Linked DNA regions of Homo sapiens: region 1 is linked to region 2. A link is an interaction called in ENCODE POLR2A ChIA-PET data of the cell type or tissue named here. Cell type or tissue: GM12878. All regions are shown on one strand. Each heading gives the region's core, and the rest is flanking DNA. Links, peaks and the distances in the headings are about the cores only.

Region 1 (10,510 bases), core at 1,042-9,041, 280 kb before region 2:
ATCTCAAACCATATCTACATCTGCTGTTTACCAGACTGCTTCCTTTACTTACTAAGATATGGTAAATATACTATATTTACAAGTTTACATATTTACATATACCAAACTATACAAAATACACACTTTTATAGTATTATTTTAAAATGGCTTCATGGAATTCTGTTGAATTGATACGCCATAATTTATTGAACTATTTTTGTCATTAACCAAACATGGTATCCAAATTTTCACTATACCACAAAGTTCCTTGTGACACCATTTTTAATGTTTTTTTTTTGTGCACTTTATGCCTAACTCCACAAGACACTGTTATTAAGAGCCAGTGTGTTTCTCCACCATACTTTCTTTGCTCTTCATCCCTTCTTGCATCTCAGATTTTATCTGGGGTCAATTTTTTTCTAATTGAAGCAGATTTTTAAAGATGTCATTTGGAGGAGTCCTTTACTGGTAAATTTTCAGTTTTAGTTTTTCTGGAAAATCTCTATTTCAAGTTTATACTTAAAAGACATCTTTACAGAATATATATAGAATACTTAATTCACAAGTATTTTCTCTCAGCACATTGAAGACAACATTCTAATGTCTCCTAATTTTCATTGATACTGTTAATAATTTAGTAGTTGTCTGCTTCTCTTTCTTCTTGAAAATAATCTGTCCTCTCTATCTAGTTCCTTTAAATATCTTCTCTCTCTCTCTGATATTCTGCAGTTTAATTATGATGTATCTACTTGTGTGTATGTGTGTTTTAAAAATTATCCTGCTTAAGACTTATTGAGCCTCGTGAATCTGTGGATTGGTATCTGTGATAGGCAGACAATGGCTCCCCAAAGATCTTAAATGTCTTAATCTCCAGAACCTGTGATAGTCTAAGTTAAGGTTGTAGATGAAATTAAAGTTACCAATCCACAGACCTCAGGGTAAAAAGATTATCCTGGATTATTTAGGCAGGCCCAGTATAATCACAAGGATTCATAAAACGGAAGAGGGAGACAGAAGAGATGGTCAGAGTGATATGAAGTAAAAAGGATTCAGCTTACTCTTGCTGGATTTGTAAATGCAGGAAGGGACCACGAGTCAAGGAATGCAGGTAGCTTCTAGAAGCTAGAAAAGGTAAGAAACAAATTCTCCCCTAAAGCCTCCAGAAAGGGATACACCTGCCAATACTTTCATTTTATCCCTGTGAGACCAGTGTTAGACTTCTGACCTCCAAGAGTATAAGACAATAAATCTGCTGTTTTAAGCCACTAAGTTTTGTGGTAATTTGTTATGGTAGCTATGGAGAACTGATACAGTGCCTTTCAATAGTTCTTGGAAATTCTTCAAATATATTCCCCAAATATTGCCTTTGCACCACTCACTCTATCCTCTATATCTCTTGACCTCTCTTTAACATTTTTTATTTTCTTATTTTGGTAATTATTTAAAACAATTGGCTTCTTGTTCCACTTCAAATAAATTCATATTTTTATATCTACATATTAAGAATTAGTTCATAAATGTAATTGTTGTATCGTATATACTTTAAAAGGAAAATTGCATTTATACTTGGATATTATTATATTTTAGGTTTTGAAATTTCTTTTTTTAAATGTCTGATAAATTTATTCTGATCAAAATTAAAATCTTATTGTATTTACAGTAGTCTACTAAAAGAGTTTACATCAATTCTCTCCTTTAAATGCTAGCAATTCAGTTTTGTGTGGTCAAAGATAATTTAGAATCCTTTTATGGTAACTGATATGATACAAAGGATTTTTTTGGTTGTTGTCAAATTTGTATGTGCGTATATATGTATAGGGGGTAGAAAATTTGGTTAGTGACTCTATTTTGGAAAAATGAATGTTCTTTTTGGAGTTTTAGATTCCCAGTGTTTCAAACCAAGTTTGCTTTTGATAAGGAATTCAGTGAATCTTTATTTTCTCGTAGAGAATTTTTAAACAATACCTTTCAAAATATTGTATGTATTCCTATATAATTTTGCCTTGGAATAAAAAAAGTCATCACATTAAGAATATTTTTAACTTAAGAAATTTTTTCAAGATTCTTTCAAAATGCTAACTCCCTCATTGATTTGAAAATACTTTTAGAGTTTAAACTATTATGACCATGTAGGGATAACTTAAAGTGTCCTTCTAAATTTTTTTTTCATTAATGTCATGCTTCTTTCTAAGAACAAAGTGTTTCAATGTTATAAACAGACTGTTTTTTCACATAGCTTTCATACATCCTGACTTTCTATATCTAGTAGGGTAATACATTTCCTTCCAACCTTTAGTGGGGTGAAGTTCATTTGTCTTCTAATCTAAGAAAATACGTTAACTCCTGACAACCTCTGACACTCAACAGAAACACAACTGTACTTTGGAATTAATCATCCATCTTTATTTCATAGTCTCCTTATTTATCAATGCAAATGGAAGTATAGCAAATATTTCACAGTGTCATGTACTACCTAAGGAATTTCATTGCAATAGCATTGTTTTGAAATGTATCATTTGATTTTGATCTAACTATCATAGATCAGTTTTACCCCTGTATGTTCAGCCTGAATGTCTAACCACAATTTCACAAAAATCAAGGGCTCTGTTAGTTTTCATACAAAATTGTGATGACTTATTATGAAGACAGTCCCAATTAACAATTGCATGTCATCTGTAAGAAATCAATTTTTTTCTCACTCCCCACCTGTAATTTTTTTTAAGCAAAGAAGAATACTTGGGTCTAGGTTTCAAGGTTTATTTTTCTGTAGTCCTAATATCACTTCAGTAAATTAATCTGAGACTCATTTTTCTAATATGTCAAATGACTGTTGTAAGGATTATTATAAAAACGTAAGGTGATTAACAAAGTATGTAATTGTTCCATAGATGGCAGCTCTTGTTTTTTTACTGTGCTTTGCTTCTGCCCTGCTTCACATATTATGTAAAATAGCTGGTGAGTTTTAGGAGGTAGTGCTCACATGTTTGCACAGTGTTTGCTGTGGACGATCAACAGTAACAGAAGAGCATACTTCTTCGATACACAGAGTTTACTGAATTTGGAAAGGCTTTGGCATTCTTATGTCATCTGTAATGAAACAATCTCCAGAAGTCTTTTCTAAAATGTCCTTGTAAAAAGAAAAAAGTTATGTTTATATTTTATAAAAGGATGATGTTATTTATAACCAGCAGAAGCAGCCTTATTTGAACATCTTATGTTGAAATTGCTACTTAATACAGTGACTCATAGGAGCTTTCTAGTGGAAATCAAATGCTCAAATGAAATAGAATTTAGTTTGTTAGGCAATAGTGATATGTCTTTTATTGGTTGGACTCTGGAAAACACTTGACAACGAATAGTACTTTACCCGAAGGGCACGTATCATGCACCACATAGCCTAACCACAAACATTAAAGGTCTTGTAACTGTGAGCCTCAAATGAAAATACATAAGGACAGCTCTCATACAATCAAATACAATACAAACTAGCTTTTAATTTAAATAAATATGTAAGTAAAGTTCAAGTGACTATAATGATTTTATATCCCTATGTATGTATCACAGAAATTGTGGCAAACTGTAGAAATCTATTCAAATGGAAAGTAACAAAGCACTTTCACATTGCCTTGTATTCAAAATCCCTACTCTTCATAAAAACTTATATTTCTTTAACAAAGCTACTTTTCTGTTTAACTCCCGGAAAACTTCGTATTTATAACTTAAGGGGGTTTCTCCAACCAAACAATTTATTTTTGCTAGGTACTATAGCTATATTTTTTATACAAAATTTGTGACAGCAAATGAAATTCTAATCCCAATAGAAGAACAAACAATTTTCATGTTTCGATCTTCATATATATAATTCAAGAGGAAATATGCTTAACTTTGTAGATTTTTACATTTTAAATTGCATTGTGTCTGTATCAAGTCTACTATCTTTTACCTAGATTGTCTGGAAGATTTAAGCTCAAGGTTACGGTTTGAGAAAAGGGTTTTGAGAGTGACCAGGATAGATTTAAGAATTCATTTTATACTAAAATATGGCCATAAATATTTTTAAATACATTCAAATAGCCCTTTGCTGGCACATTTTTTCCCTTCTTTGCCAAAACATTCCCACAGGCGGCCTAAGTCACCTCATTTTATAGGTTTAGTAGGTTTAGCAGGCTTTATGTGCTCTAGTAGGGTTAGTAGGTTTTGTTCATATCAGGTCTCTCTCATGGGAGTTTCCAGGGACAAGGATTGCTTCAGTTAGTATGGCCTTAGCCATACTAGGGTATTTGCTTTAATTCTACAGAAGTTTTCTAATTAATATTCTGTAGCAAAAGAACTAAGATCTGGAATTCCCCCTCTTAATCTCTTCCTAGAAATGAGATTCAGAAAGGACAGGACTGCATCCAGCCTGTTTGGGAACTCAGACAAATGTGTGTTGTCACAGACACAAATAGAGGTCTACTATGAAATAATTGGCTTGCTAGTGTGCTAATGACAGACAATGCTGATTTGCTCCAACCTCATACAGTTTCACACATAAGGACAATCATCTATGTTTCATGAAAGTTCTATCTACTTTAACATTATTTTGAAGTGATTGGTGGTGGTATGAATTAACAGTTTAAATTTAAATCCTAAAATTCAGTGTGAATTTTTTATAATAGCATAAAAATTCAAAGATGTCCATACAAGAAAAATTAAAATTTGGTTAGGTTTAGCAGAGTTTGAGAATCCTTACTACCCTCCCACATAGTATTGTAATGTGAATATAGGCAGTTACTATTACAGGCATAATGATGATTATGTATTAAGCAGAAAGAAGTATCACCACCAGTTTTTTTCTTTGAATGCCCCTCAGTACTTCTGCATTTATAGGATGGTAGACTGGTTTGGTTTAGCTCTCAAAAGTGAAAACATTTAAAGTTTCCTCATTGGGTGAAAAAAATTAAAAAGAGTGAGAGACTGAAAACTGCAGCCCACCTACGTTTAATCATTAATAGTGAGCCCTTCAGTGAACTTAGGTCCTGATTTTGGAGTTTGGAGTCTGACCTTTCCCCAAAGATAAACATGATTGTTGCAGGTTCTGAAGAGGGTCACTCCCTCACTGGCTGCCATTGAAAGAGTCCACTTCTCAGTGACTCCTAGCTGGGCACTGGATGCAGTTGAGGATTGCTGGTCAATATGATTCTTCTTGCTGTGCTTTTTCTCTGCTTCATTTCCTCATATTCAGCTTCTGTTAAAGGTAAGTTTGTGTTGCCTTTTGCTAAACTTTAATTTCCATCTTTGGAGTTGGAGGCAGATACGTGCGTGTGTGTGTGTTTGTGTGAGTGAATAGTGAAAGAGTTTCTGACTAAACTATCTTCAAAACCATGTAACTTTGGAATGTTTGTGAAAGCATGGCTGAGTTGAAATGAAAACCAAATTCAAATCCCTACAAACATTAAGAAAACAGATATTTCTTTTAGTTTCAGTTCCTCAGACCAGTGTGTTCTTGCTTCAATTTCTCATTCATGGTCTGTTTTTAAAAGAAGGAAAAAAGATACCCACTATTGTTACCTGCTGTTGTTGGTCACATTGAATGCAGCTCCTTCATTTGAATTGTAAATGAGGATTTTTTTTAAAAACCGAGTTCTTAAATTTTCTTTTAGTTGCTTAGCAATGTGACCTCAAGAAGAATTAGACCCAATGAAAAAGGCATTTGATTTGCCAAAGAATTATGAATGAAATGGCACAACATATATTTAATTCCGTTACAATTAAAAAATGATAGAATTCATAGTGAATTAAAGAAAATTAAATTTCCTGATACAGATTTAAGAAATAAGACATTATCTTTGGAAAAATAATGTTGCTACTTACAGTTTCTATTTTAAGATGAAATTAATTTTAAAAATACATATGAATTAATACCATTGAAAAGGCAAGTGAAAAAACATTTTATGAGGAATGGTTTCATAAAACTGTTGTGAAGTGTATTAATATAGAATCATGTTTCAGATCAGCTACATTATAAACATCGGTTTTCCAAATGCTGCATTGTGTAAAATGATCACTTTTTAGTTTCTTAGGAAGACACACTGTTAAAAACCAATTGATATAACAACATAGCGTTATAGGGACCAATTTTAAAACCATGTACTCTAAGTAATTGATAGAAAACAATTCACTTATAAACTTATAAAACCTGTTAGGGATAAATGTGGCTTTTGATATTAAAGTAAAGTTTGCCTCAGGATTTTTTGTGTAGAAAATTTCCACATGAGGAAAAAAACCTAATCTTCATTATTGGAGCAATAGAGGGTTAAATTTAAACCAATTCACCTCAGCAAATCACACTGTAGGTTCTTGAACTAAAGAAAATATTTTCACCAATTTCTAAATATTTACTATTTAAACATACAGTTCTTACTTGGACAAAAGAAATTTTTTAATGAGAAGAAGATTTATAAATTATATCTGACTGAGAGTGTTATATAGAGGACTTACTATTTCATCTGCCAAATAAACTGTTGAGTAGTCAAAATATGTGTGATTTAAATACCATAGTATCAAACCTAATACCATAAGTATTTTGAGAAAAATAATTGAGACATGGTACTTATCATGAGCTTCTCCTGTTTTCCCATTTTATAAACTAGAACATTGGGTGACCTCATGTTTTCAAATATACTTATAAAAAATTTAAGGCCGGGCGTGGTGGCTCACGCCTGTAATCCCAGCACTTTGGGAGGCCGAGGCGGGCGGATCACGAGGTCAGGAGATCGAGACCATCCCGGCTAAAACGGTGAAACCCCGTCTCTACTAAAAATACAAAAAATTAGCCGGGCGTAGTGGCGGGCGCCTGTAGTCCCAGCTACTTGGGAGGCTGCGGCAGGAGAATGGCGTGAACCCGGGAGGCGGAGCTTGCAGTGAGCCGAGATCCCGCCACTGCACTCCAGCCTGGGCGACAGAGCGAGACTCCGTCTCAAAAAAAAAAAAAAAAAAAAAAAATTTAAATATACACATACACTAGACAATGGCATAATTGGGAAATGGCATAAATGAGAAAATGTGGTTTAGAATATTATAGGTAGCTACAGTTTATTGTAAACAAGCTTAGTAGTAAATCTAGATTTTTAAAGCTTGAAACATATATAATTTAGGGGCCACTTTTGAGAAAAGATTACAAAAATATCTTACTATTGCAAAGGTTACTGAAAAAGATATGGCATGTGGATACATTGCTAGGGTCCACTTCTGGAGTCTTTGGAAGGATCCTGGGCAAGAGAGCTTAAGCTTCATCAGCATCATGGTACGTTGCTTATGCTGATATCATAAATTAAAAGTGTACAACTTGAGAGCTTCTTTACCTAGATGGAATAACTTTTTGCATTATGGTACCATGATTTAATTATAGATTCTTTGCCCTTGTAACAACTGACATTAATTAGCAAACAACTTGTGAAGAGTTTACCTTAAAATCAGTCCATTTAAAATTTGGGGATCCCATGCCTCATTGCCTCAAAACTCATCTCTAAATTACCAATGCAACTGTTTGGTAAATCCTCAGATCTGGGTGGATGTTGAAGGGCAGGTTAGAATCTAAAGAAAATTGAGGCTGGGTGTGGTGGCTCATGCCTGTAATCCCAGCGCTTTGGGAGGCCAAGGTGGGTAGATCACTTGAGGTTGGGAGTTCGAGACCAGTCTGACCAACGTGGAGAAACCCCATCTCTGCTAAAAACACAAAATTAGCCAGGCATGGTAGCGCATGCCTGTAATCCCAGCTACTCAGGAGGCTGAGGCAGGAGAATTGCGTGAAACTGGGAGGTGGAGGTTGCAGTGAGCTGAGATCACACCATTGCACTCCAGCCTGGGCAATAAGAGCGAAACTCTGTTTCAAAAAAAAAAAAAAAAAGAAAGAAAAGAAAGAAAGGAAGGAAGAAAAGAAAAAGGAAAATTGAATGGCAGATTGGAATCTGAAGAGGGTATTAGGATTAGGATAAAAGAGCACATCTATATGATTTGCTGTGTGAACTTTCTAAAGACTCAAGTTTTCCCTACTTTTTCTTAATTATACTTTGTCATGGTTGGACTATTTTCAGCGCCTTCTCTGTGTTTTCCTTATATAGTATTTTTACCTTCTATTTAATTTTGTCACCTTTAAACCTGTACACTTCCTTCATTTCCAGTCTTTCTCTCAATCCCTCACCCCACCCTTACTTTTTAGTCAATTTTTATTAATCATCTTCCAGTTCTTTTTTCTTCTTACCCTTCATCTTCTTTTTTAACTTCTGACCCTTTAGTTTTCTGTTGGGTTCATAAATGCCATTACCTATCACCCTTATCATCACTGCATGTCTCTTCAAACCTCACCAATAACTCAGCTCTGCTTTGTCTTCTTGACTAAGCCAGTTATCAGTGATTGTACTCATATAAATCTGACAAAGGAGTATTTAAAAAATATTTCTTGAAGATTCAAAACTAACAGTTTTGTTGCTTTTAAGTCACTTAAAAATTCTAAATGCACTTGAAGGGCAAATGAAAGAGATTCTGACTTTTTTGGCTAATATTACTTTCTGTTTTGGTTTTATCTAACAACAGTTATCAAAAAATATTACTATACATACTCTGAAGAGCACTATCCTACAAAAGGAATTAAGTCAACAATATAAATGGGACATGCCCCAATGCCCAGTGTTGCCAGATCTCTGCAAAGCATAAACAGAGAAATACTTATCAAAAAGGAAAGTATAAGAGGATGACACTCTAGCACAGTCCACCTTATTTGAACCGTTTTAGGCTTTATCTCCTGTTGAAAGAGGTAGGAAACAGTTTGGAGGAATAAAGGGCCCATTCTTTTCTGTGCTTTAACATTTCCTACTCATAGTCAAAAATTGATTTATTATATGGCCAGTAAAGTAGAGGTAAGAAAAGAAGTGAATAACATAATAGTTTGGAAAGCTTTGGAATTTAAGAAAGGTTACCTTCCTACAAATGTTTCGTAGTTATTTTAACCAGAGGACACCTTAATATAGTCCACAGAACTTGGATTTTGGTAAATTTAAACATCAAATCTGCATTATATTTGCTATGTTGGGTTGAACTTGGGGTCAGCTTCTATCTGCTGTCACACAATGCTTACTTTTCAGAATTGCTCTGAGGATTAGATAAGACAACATGTATTTCCTTTATGCCCTATGTGGAATTTGATAGGTGTCATAAAAAGAAGGCCTCCTGACCGAAATATTTTTCCTGACCAGAAAGCCAGTATTTGAACCCGCTATAGAGTCCCCAATTACAATGCAGAAGACATAGAGATAAGAGGGAATCCCAGTCTTCATCCCCTTCAAGGTTTTTCCTGACTCTCTTTGCCTTCTGTGTCTCACACCTCAGTTTCTGCCTGACTTGGTGCTTGGACACAGCTTGGTTTTGTGTATACACATAGATCCTTTCATACTTCCTTCTCCTGGCTCTTCTTGATTCCTATGAAAATGCTTGTCCCTTTTCTTTGAAGGTTCGACAGATTATGTGACTTCACTACCCAAAATTCTATGGCAGCGTCCCATCTCACTCAAACTCCCCAAATCTTCCTGCCACCCATAGGTACCTCCTTTACCTTGTCTCCTTCACTGTGTCTTTTACTTATTTATTTCCAGCCTCTTTGGTCTCCCTGCTCTTCCTCCATTACACCTGCAGGAGCCCTCCTCGGGGCCTTTGCACTTGCTGTTTCCTCTGTGAGGGGAAGGGGTAGAAAGGGTAGGAGTTGGGGGAGGGGGATGCCCTTCCCACAGATATCCATGTAGCTCACCGAAAACCTTTGTCCAAAATGTCACCTTTCCACAGAGGTTTTTCTCTCAGCATCTCCATTCCCTTTCCTGCTTCAGTTTTCTTTATGAGCACTTCTATCATACTATATAACTTGCTTATGTACTCATTTTTTTATTGCCCTTCTCCATCGCATTTAAATGTACCTTCCAATTTACATTTACAAAGGGTAGAAAATTTACAAAGGGTATTAAATTTACAAAAGGTAGAAACTTTGTCTGCTGGTTGGGTGCGGTGGCTCACACCTGTAATCCCAGCACTTTGGGAGGGTGAGGTGGGTGGATTGCTTGAGCTCAGGAGTTCAGGACCAGCCTGGCCAACAAGGCAAAACCCTATCTCTACAAAAATATAAAAATTAACTGGGCTTAGTGGCGTGAGTGTGTGGTCCCAACTACTCAGAAGGCTGAGGTGGGAGGATCACTTGAGCCTGGAGATGAAGGTTGCAGTGAGCCGAGATCGCATGACTGCACTCCAGCCTGGGTGACAGAGTGAGACCCTGTCTCAAAAAAAAAAAAAAAAAAAAAGTAAAGAAAGAAGAAGAAACTTTCTCTGCCTTTCTCTGCTTGTTAACTGGTGTAGTCCCAGAGCCTTAAAAAGTACTTACTATTCAACAGGTACTCACTATATTCTAGTTGAATGAATGAATAAATTTCTAGCTCACTGCCTAGGAATGGAAAATAATTCAACCTATAGTTTTAGAGATATATAGTATAGATAAGAGCATCATCTTTAG
Region 2 (10,510 bases), core at 1,212-9,211:
TCCTACAGCGACACTGCAATACATTGCTGCCATGGCACAGCATGGCCTTTAATAAATTTGGAAGAATTTCTGCTACAATAATGTAGTAGAATGATTGTAGGATATGGCAGGGCTGTAACACATGTCTTAGTCCTATCCCTCAGTCTCTTCTTTATCTCTTCTTTAAAGTCTACAATAACATGTTTGGTACATGAAGTAAACCTATTGTTCTAAAGAGTGTGAATCAACTTTAACTTCTGCCTTTGTATTTATTGTTATTCCCATTTTATTTACATGAATTGCTATTTCAGAAATTATACCAGAGGAAACTTTAAAACATAAAAAGGCTGAAAAGAAAACATCCCCCTAAATATACAGGCTCATCTTAGTCATGTGTCTTCAGCAAGGATATCAAACAGCCTGTCTAAGTATAACAAAGTAAAATAAAATTTACAGCTTGAGAGAGAAACTGAAAGAAAGGGAAAATGAGAGGTAAGATCAAATGACAGCAGGAACAAAGTATTTCAAATGAATATTGTACATTTACAGGAAGCAGTACAAGCATTTGGTAATGAAGCTTCTCGATGTTTTTTTCCCCTTATTTGGGCCTGTATGCTTAGTTAGATTTACAGGATGTTAGAATTGAAAGGGAGCTCAGGGACTATTGCATTTTTCCTTTATAAATGAAGAAACTGAGGCCTGGTTAGAAATGGGGAAGCAAAAACTCACATCTCCTTTCTCAAGCTGCCTCCTAAAGAATCAATTTCTTCAAACTTTGATTTATACATGTCAACTCTTGCCCACAATACAGCACAGTATTTCACATGCCCTAGAAGTTTCCATGGTGACTAGATTGAGGCTGAGAATAATTATGGTATAATGAGTAAACACACAAATTCTAAGTTTCAACTCCAGCCTCTGCCATTTGCCGGCTCTGTGTGTCTCCTCAGGTAAGTTAAATAATCTCTCTGAGCTTCAGTTTCATCATCTTATGAAACTGATTAGATGGTAGTAGCTCATACTTTAATGACTTATTGTGAAGATTGAATGAAATTAGGCACATAGGACATTTGGAATGATTCTTAGCATAGTATAAGTATTCAATAATTATTATTCATATTTAATAAAATGCTTTTATGGTTATTAATTCCATCAGATTCTATGCAAAAGCTGTACGTTCTTTGATAAATAATAAAGAATTAGTTTAGGGACAATTGAATTTGCATTTATCAAATGTTTGTGATGTCCTCTTCAAACTTTAATCTAGTTCCATAGTGGACTCATATAAGTGGTAGAATCAAGTGAGCACTCCAAAAATAGTGACTTGACTTGGATATTTGAACAGAATTTTCTCCTACACTGACTAACTGGTATGTCTCTCCTAGTTCAGTGCACTTCACCCTATGAGACTGGAAATTAAATATTAAAACCCCTTCACATGTAAATGAACAAGGCTTAAAGTCCATTTGCAGAGCAGGTGGCAAAGAAGGAAGGAAAAAGATCTTGAATAACCCTATTCTCTCCCACCAACCCCAAGAAATCTACTTCTCATTGGAAGGAGGGGAGAGAGGAACTCATTATGCCAGTTGCAGAGCTTATTTTCTGAACCTGAGGGCAGTAATGAAACACGGATGGACATGATCTGATTTTAATTTAATTCAACAAAATGTTTTGAGTGAAATGGCCCTGTGAGCCACTGATAACATAGAAAGATAAATCAGATATTATTCTTGCCTTCAAACACCTTACAGGCTAGCTGGGGTACCTGATGAATAAGCACTGACCTCACTGCATAAAATAAATACTCTAAACAAAAGTTTTTCTTTAGGAGTTTTGTGTACCCTGTGCTACACTCTATTTCAGATACCAAACCAATGCCTAAGAATTGAGACTGTTCTTACTCTCTTTCTGAGTTCCTGCTGGAATACAAGATAAAGGGTCCTTCAATGCAATTTCATATTATTGCATACAGTTATATATGTAACTCTTACACATAACTGTAAGTTACCATTCAGTCAAAGTAAATGGAAATGCCTGCCTTGGTCCAGCTCTGATCATCTCAAAAACATACCTCCGCTAAGCATGGCTGAAACCAGGTTTCATGTCAAAGGCAGGAAACAATAGTCACCTTTACGTAGTTCAGAAACTGAAGTGAAACTTATAGCCAAGTTTCCAAGGCCTGTGGTTACTGGTCTTCCTCATTCTTCTTGCTCTGCTACCCCTGCCTCCTGTTGCCTTTTTCTAAATCTCCCAGCTGAGTCCTGGAGTTCATTTGGTCTGAATCTCAGTAACCCAGGGTCCCTTTCTTCCCGAGCTGAGGCACTAACTTGGACCTTGGAGGCAAAGTATTAAGAGTCTGTGGTAGCGACAGTAGATAAGTTTGTTTGTTTGTTTGTTTGTTTGTTTGTTTTGAGACAGAGTCTCACTCTGTTGCCAGGCTGGAGTACAGTGGCGCCATCTCGGCTCACTGCAACCTCTGACTCCCTGGTTCAAGCGATTCTCCTGTCTCAGCCTCCCGAGTAGCTGGGATTACAGGCATGCGCCACCATGCCCGGCTAATTTTTGTATTTGTAGTAGAGACGGGGTTTCATCATGTTGGCCAGGATGGTCTTGATCTCCTGACCTCATGATCCGCCCCCTCGGCCTCCAAAAGTGCTGGGATTACAGGCATGAGCCACCGCGCCCGGCTGATAAGTTTCTTTTGATTGGAAATGACAGAAACCAGCTCTGGCTAGCTGGGTTTTTTTGGTCTTGTTTTTGATTTTGTTTTTAAGTGAGTAGGGTACAAGAACAGGGAACAGGAGCAGAATTTTTTTTTTTTTTTGTGATGGGGTCTCACTCTGTTGCCCAGGCTGGAGTGCAGTGGCACGATCTCGGCTCACTGCAACCTCCGCCTCCCGGGTTAAAGGGATTCTCCTGCTTCAGCCTCCCAAGTAGCTGGGACTACAGACGCATGCCACCACGCCTGGCTAATTTTTGTATTTTTTTTAGTAAAGACGGGGTTTCACCGTGTTAGCCAGGATGGTCTCCATCTCCTGACCTTGTGATCCGTATGCCTCGGCCTCCCAAAGTGCTGGGATTACAGGCATGGGCCACCGCGCCCTGCCCAGGAGCAGAATTTTTTAAAAGGATATTAACAATATACCCTCCCAGAATTTAAGGGCAAGTTGAACAACCAAGAGACAACAAGGAATCTGCTTAGTAATCATGGCAAGTCTGAGGCTTTCAGTCAATTGATGTGTCTGTCTTGATTCATCTCTGATCGTCTCAGAAGTGTACCTCCGCTCAGCCTTTCTGAAACCAGGTTTCATGTCAAAGGCAGGAAACAATAGTCTACTTCATGTAGTTCAGAAATTGAGTTGGTGGACCTTCTCTCTAGAGAAGCAATTAAGTGGATCCCCAAGAAGTGAATCCAATTAGTGTGACCAGGTCAGGTATTCGAGGGCCGGGCCAGGTCTGGAGGTATAACATGGTTATAGGGAACCTATCTCTGTATACTGGGAGGTACAATCTCTGCAGAAGGGGAAATCATTAAGCCTCACAGCCATGCCAAGAAGTCTGTATATTGGCTCTTCCTTGGGCAAGAATAGTCATCTAAGGAGAACTGTCTTTTAGGACACCAGATTTTTATCAGTATAAGTTGCCGTTTTATAAGTACTTTGTCATCTTCATCTCACAATTTAGTTTAGCCTCATTTGTGGGGTTACTAGTTAAAATCAATCTACAGTCAGTTTTACTCTCTTGGTTGACTCAATGCCATTTTCCTTTGTTTTACTTTTGTTGAATTAAACTTTAGAGGAGGTTTTCAAAATAGAATTTGGGTTCCTCCAACAGAGATTTGAAAAGTTATGCCTGCGGTTATTGTCCTTTCTTGCCTCAGGCCTGGAGAATTGTGGACCTGGGAGGCTGGTTCATCCCAGGTTCTTTCTTGGTTCAAGCCTGCATTACTGTAGCATTCATTCATTAATTCATTCACTCATCTGCCTTCATTATGTCAGAAACTCTATCAAGTGGTAGGGATACAAAGATAAATTTGACTGATAGGTGCGCTGAAGAGGCTCACAGAGGTTGGAAATGCACACGTTGGAAAGGCAGTGGCTGTCTAATACCAAGAGGTGACAGCACTGCAGGCTCAGGCAGCAGCCCAGCCCAGAGATCCTTACCCTGCAGCGCAACTGGCCCCGGTGGCTATTTCTCCTCCAGGGACTGATACTGTGGTAGGAGGATAATGCCCCCACAGGACGTCCACATGTCTCCCTGGACCTGTGAATATATTGTTACATGGCAAGAGGGAATTAAGTTTGCAGATGGAATTAAGGCAGCTGATCAAATAACTTTGGGGTGGGGAGATTATCCTAGATGGTCTAAGTAAGACCACTGTAATTGACAGGGTCCTCATAAGTAGTAGGGAGCCAGAAGGGAGAGAACCAGAAAGATGGCAGCAGGAGAAGGATCTGACTGGCTGTTACTGGCTTTGAAGACAGAGGAAAATGGCCACAAGTCAAGACATGAGGGCACCTCTGAAAGCTGGAAAATGCAAAGGAATGAATCCTCCCTAGAGCCTCCACTAGGAAAGCAGCCTTGCCAGTTTTAGACTAGTGAGACCCATTTCGAACTTCTGACTTCCAGAATTGTAAGATGATAAATCTGAGTTGTTTTAAGCTGTTATGTTTGTGGCAATTTGCTACAATAGCAATAAAAAATTAGGCCAGGCACAGTGGCTCACGCCTGTAATCCCAACACTTTGGGAGGCCGAGGCGGGTGGATCACCTGAGGTCACGAGTTCGAGACCAGTCTGGCCAACATGACGAAACCCCGTCTCTACTGAAAATACGAAAATTGGCCCGGTGTGGTGGTGGATGCCTGTATTCCCAGCTACTTGGGAGGCAGAGGCAGGAGAATCGCTTGAACCTGGGAGGCAGACGTTGCAGTGAGCTGAGATCGTGACATTGCACTCCAGCCTGGGTGACAGAGCAAGACTCCGCCTCAAAAAAAAAAAATTAACACAGGTATTATTATGTGAAGTGTGTGCCTGGTCGTATCAACTAAGTACATCTTTCTGGAGTGTCATTTAAAGCATTATTTTCATATTAAGTATTAAATATATGAAGTAGAATGAAAATTAAGCATCAACTTTGAAGATAAAGTATAAGAGTTCAAAATGTATCTAATTTGGGAGCTGCTTTGATCCCTAGGCTTCAGTTCCCCTCTCCTCTTCTGTAAGGTGAAAGTGTTTGAGAGGCACCAATTTAACTATAGTTAATCACAAGTAGTGATTACTAGACTACCACCATTTTTATTCCTAGCAGAATGTTGCGTCTAGGTCTTTTTTAAGATTTCAAAATCCATGTCCCCAAAGATGCAATCATTCAAATTTTATTTAAGGATTTAAAAATATTCTGTCAAAGAATAATAATATCTAATATGTTATCATTCTCCCACAAACATTTATTTGGTGCCTTCTGAAGGAAGCATAATTATTCTCACTAGTAAGGAGCAGAAGCTTGTAATGGTTGTCCAAGGCCGATAAGTACTGAATGGCGGTAGTGACAATTGAACCCTGTTCCTCTGCCTGTGCATCCAGTGCTCTTTCCAAGGGTCCAGAGTGACTATGAAGCACATCACTGGGAGTGTTTCTTAGGGTTGGGAGCCAGCGCTGAATTTACCATGCATCTACAATGTGAGCACTGTGTTCACAGAGCCCCTGAGCCTGCACAGCAGCTACTCTTGATATAGGTACTGCTGCTTTCATTCTGACTGTAAAACTGTAGCCGGCCCCTTCTCCTCATATGACTGGATCTGTTCTTATGGGAAGATCACATTGACAAAAGAGAGCACAATGTGCAAGAATGGGACGGTTCTGATAATGGCAAAATCTGTTTTTCATTGTGATCCCAATGCTGCAATGCCAATGAGAGACAGAAAGAGGAAGGGCCAGAGGCTTTCATTCTTCTCTGAGGTCGAGATCAGACACCCTCTTCTGGCTTTTCTCAACAGCTTTTCATTTTACAGCAGCACCTTATCTGGGCCCAAGTATCAAAAGCCACAGTTCTGTTTTTGCAGTCAGACATTGTATGTATTCAAGTATCATAGACAGGTTTTGTTTTGTGTAGTTTTTTTTTTTTTTTTTTTTTTTTGAGACAGAGTCTCACTCTGTCACTCAGGCTGGAGTGCAGTGGTGCGATCTCGGCTCACCGCAACCCCCGCCTCCCGGGTTCAAGCAATTTCCCTGCCTCAGCCTCCCGAGTAGCTGAGACTACAGGTGCCTGCCACCACGCTCGGCTAATTTATTTTTGTTTTTATTTTGTATTTTAGTAGAGATGGGGTTTCACTATGTTGGCCAGGATGCTCTCGATCTCCTGACCTCATGATCCACCCACCTCAGCCTTCCAAAGTGCTGGGATTACAGATGTGAGCCACTGTGCCCGGCCTGTTTTGTGTAGATTTATCATTAACATTAGGGTGTTTTTTAACCACAGAGGAGACATTTTTCTTTTTCATTTTCTCACTCTTACTCTAATTCAGGTTCTATACTCTCCAGATCTTTCAAATCTTTTCAAAGACGCCCTTCCTGATGACCCTTGTAAAATATCACCCTCTCCCAACCCTACCTTTTCTATTCTCTATCCCTTTACCATGCCCTATTCATTTTTTCCATAACACTTCTCACACATAAAATATTTTTTAAATTTTTTTTCTGTCTCCTCTACCTAGAACATAAGCTCGATAAGAGCATTTAAACTCCTTTGTGTGCTATTGCATTCCCAGTACCTAGACAAGTGCCTGGCAGAGTGCAAAGCTCTGTAAATATTCGTTGAATGAATTGCTGAATTCTTTACATCTCTTCCATGTCTGGTACAATCTTAGGCTTGCTATAGAAAAGACCCTAGTAAAATTAAAAGCAAGAAACCATAGCAAGAAGAAAAAAAATCCCCTTAAGTTGCCTCTTTTTGTAGTTAGTTTCTAGTTTCTGATTGACTGATTGATTGAGGGAAGGATTTCAAGAAGGAAATGTCAGAAACATAGACTCAGAACTGCTCTGAGCCCTTGGAACAAAGTTCCCCAGCCCCCCATGCCTGGACCCCCTGGGCTGAGCCCTTTTTCTGCCTGGAGGCTCCCCTCTCCAGATGGAAGGGGAAGGAGGCAATCACTTGTGAGCACCAGCTTGTTCAGGTCATGTTCACTTAGTAATGCAAAGACTTTGCTTGGTTACTTTCATTAATTGGGTAGTATCAGAGAGTAGGGAGAATGCTCACTTTTTTGAAATCCACTAATTTGTTACACGTTTATTCGGAAACTGATTGATAGGAAATAAGGGCAATGGAATGGATCTTCCTCTACCCTAGTGCTTTTGTTTAGTCTTGTTCTCATGGCTTTCATAAAGCCTTCCTGGAAAACTTCCAGTTACTACTTAAGATCTAAATCAAATGTCACCTCCTTTATGAAAGCTGTCCTGAATCCTTTCATGGAAAGGTTCTTCAAGCAGTCTGGGGATGATTATCATGCTTTGCTCACACGGCTGCCATTGGTCTCATCACCCTGTTCATTTAAACGACCATATCTGTTACCAGTTCTGAGCACCAGGAGGCCAAGGAACATCTCCATCATGCTTTATATCTCAGTGTCCAGCTTAAGTGCCTTATACCTAATTGGTATTTGATAACTGTTGAGATAATGAGCGAGGGAATACATGAAAAAAACAAAAGACTTTCCAATCCAGCCACAGTTATCCAGTTAGCATTTGGACCTTCCTTCTGGGAACACTGTTCGATTATATATTTTTCATCTTCATTCAGGCACTCTGATGGTTCTAAAACATCCCTACCCAAGAAAAGTGGAAGAACCCTCCATTTATGAATCTGTCCGGGTTCACACAGCAATGCAGACAGGAAGAACAGAAGATGACCTTGTGCCCACAGCACCTTCTGTAAGTGACCTTCAACGTGACCACAAGCTCTCTCCCTGTCTAAAATCAATCAAGTTCAATAAAAGTTAATAAGAGTGTATTTGTTCACATAAAAATTCTAGCTTGGAATATAAAACTTGGAAAGGAATGTGAGATTTGAAGCCTATGACTCAGTTCATCTGGTCCTGGGTAGATCATAAAAATTACAATGCAGCCAGACATGGTGGTTCATGCCTGTAATCCCAACATTTTGGGAGGCCAAGGTAAGAGAATTGCTTGAGCCCAGGAGTTGGAGACCAGCCTGGGCAACATAAACATCTCTACAACAAACTTTAAAAAATATTAGCTGGGCATGGTGGCATGCACCTGTAGTCCCAGCTACTCAGGAGGCTAAGGTGGAAGGATTACTTGAGTCAAGGAGGTTGAGGCTGCAGTGAGCTGTGATTGTGCCACTGCACTCCAGTCTGGGTTACAGAGTGAGACCTTGTCTCAAAACGAACAAATGAAAGCAATGCAATAGTAATAGGATTTTAAATACTTCGAAAATGGAACTTAAATCTCTGTCCTTAGTTAACCAAACAACTTCAAAGTAGAATGGAAAAGAGAAGTTTGCATTCACATAGTTTTCTAAACTGTTTTCTCCTACAATTTTCTTATATTAAGAAAATATATTTTTTTAAATATTTCAACTATCTATGGAAGACAAATATTCTCCACCTTTACTATAAAAACTCAGGGTATTATTTTTTCTAGCTTTTTTTCCTTTACTGACTGAAGTTTACAGACAGAAAACACTTGTGCTTCTTTGCAACGTGAGCCATTGTTCAATTTCAGTGCAATTGGAGCACTCATTGTTTGTCCAAGAGTCCATTTATGTTTGTTCTGTGAACTGTGACTCTGCAGAGGTTCCTCTCCAACACCCTTTTCCCTTCATTATTCTGAAGGCCCTTCTATTTGTTGTCTCTTCCTTGTTTGCTGAATACTCCTGGTATAAGAAACCTCTATTTGGGCAGATGATAAAGAAGATAATACCCAAATAAATATCAAGAACTAATTCTGGATAGTAATCATGACACTTGAAAAATAATCACTTGAAGATATTCAGCTACAAATTATATTAAAATAAGTGTAACTTTCTATATCTGCAGTACTTTTCTCTACCCTTGACCAGAGAGATCTTTCTTAAAAAGAAGGCTTGCCACATGACCTCTGCTTTACATCCTTTGGTGATGCCTTTTGTGTTCATGGCCCACCTGGACCCTGCTTGCCTCTCTGTCTTCATCTCATGCTACTCCCACACTCACACTGTGAAACCTGTCTCTCTCAACATTGTGCTCTTTCTCCTCTCCCTACATCTGAAATGCTGCCAACACCATTGCTATCTACTCATCCCTCAAGACTGGTATCACGGATCATTATCTTCCAGGAAGCCTTTCTTCACCCCCACTAGCTTCTTTTACAATGCTCCTCTTCTGTGCTCCAGAGCACCCTCTGTTTGCCTTTATTCTAAAATTACCATGCTGTGGGCTAATTACCTTCACATCTCTCTGCCCTCCCCACCAGCCAGAAACATCTAAGTACATGAATCATTGCTTGTCCTTGCAGCTTTACAGCCTAGCCTGGCTCATGGCACATCTTACATATTCATTGCAGTGCTACATCTCCTCAGAAATAAAAATCCTGAAAATTGACTGAGAAAGTTATTTTGGCTTTGTTAGAAGTGGGGGAGAAGGCATCAAGAACTCAGAACTTGAGAAATTTAGGAGTGCAAGACAATAAATAGTCCAAAGGCAGAAAAGACCAAAGAACAAATCAAGATCTACTCTGCAACCAATTCTTGTTTTCCAGTTGTCCAGTCCCTTCATAATTTCCTCTTTACCCACCCTTACCCTTAATATAGATCACCAGTCACTTCAACATCTCTTTCATTTGCCCTGTTAGTTTAACTTCACATTCTCCTCTGCTACACTTCCCCTAAAGATCTCCACTCAAGGTCAAACAAACCATGTCCTATTAAGCGTGTTCTTTATCGGCAATAAAATGCAGATAATACCTAATTTGTGAGATTGGTGTGAGCAGAAGATATAGTATCCTTATGCAGAAATAAACCTCTTTAAAGCACATTCTGGAAACCTTGTTACTTACCTTCTTTTCTCACTCCAGCTATCAGATGGATTCACCTCTTTTAAAATGGAGTTTTTAAAATAGTGGTGAGTGATTGGTTGACAATGACTTGAACTCACACTATATAATGACAAGCTTATGAAGTTGATTGTACATCACTATGGACAAAAAAAATGTAAAGGTTTCCTAGAGGATCTGAAATGTTTCTCATTACTTCTCATTGGGGAATCATTGGTGACTGGACCAGTATAGCTGCTGGGGAAAGAGTTCTGGTCTGATCAGAATGCTCTTGTCCCTTATTGAACACAAGTTCTAAGCCTTCATTTGCTACCCCAAATGGCTACATGATGCTGCACCTCCATCTCCAGCCTGAGAGCCCTGAGGGTTTTCAAACTTCTGCATTTTCTTTTTGGGGTGTAGTTCTTGCTCAAGGTCTAGCAGTGGAGGAAGAGAATTAAAAGAACTTCTTGTTTGAAGCGAAAGTGAAAGATGCCCCACTGC

Evidence for each region. Peaks named below come from ENCODE experiments on the same cell type or tissue, not always from the same donor. Only the 100,000 strongest peaks of a DNase experiment are listed, where the experiment ranks them.
Region 1: POLR2A ChIA-PET joins it to region 2 with 5 read pairs; 5 of 35 experiments call an interaction of 5 or more read pairs at or near these places.

The regions. Positions count from the first base shown.
Region 1 is chr4:99,569,756-99,580,265 of GRCh38, forward strand. It overlaps MTTP (microsomal triglyceride transfer protein), which reads left to right and starts at 5,069. Exons shown (of 18, transcript NM_001386140.1): 1 at 5,069-5,215. The coding sequence starts at 5,155. In GM12878, for the core only: no CTCF peak of the experiment used is centred there; DNase peaks (open chromatin) are centred at 5,355 and 5,466; H3K4me3 peaks cover 297 bases; H3K27ac peaks cover 447 bases.
Region 2 is chr4:99,845,443-99,855,952 of GRCh38, forward strand. DAPP1 (dual adaptor of phosphotyrosine and 3-phosphoinositides 1) reads left to right here. Exons shown (of 9, transcript NM_014395.3): 4 at 7,776-7,906. Among named protein-coding and RNA genes, the nearest start is that of DAPP1, 34 kb to the left of the region's middle. In GM12878, for the core only: no CTCF peak of the experiment used is centred there; DNase peaks (open chromatin) are centred at 2,129, 3,199, 5,849 and 6,853; H3K4me3 peaks cover 2,730 bases; H3K27ac peaks cover 5,425 bases.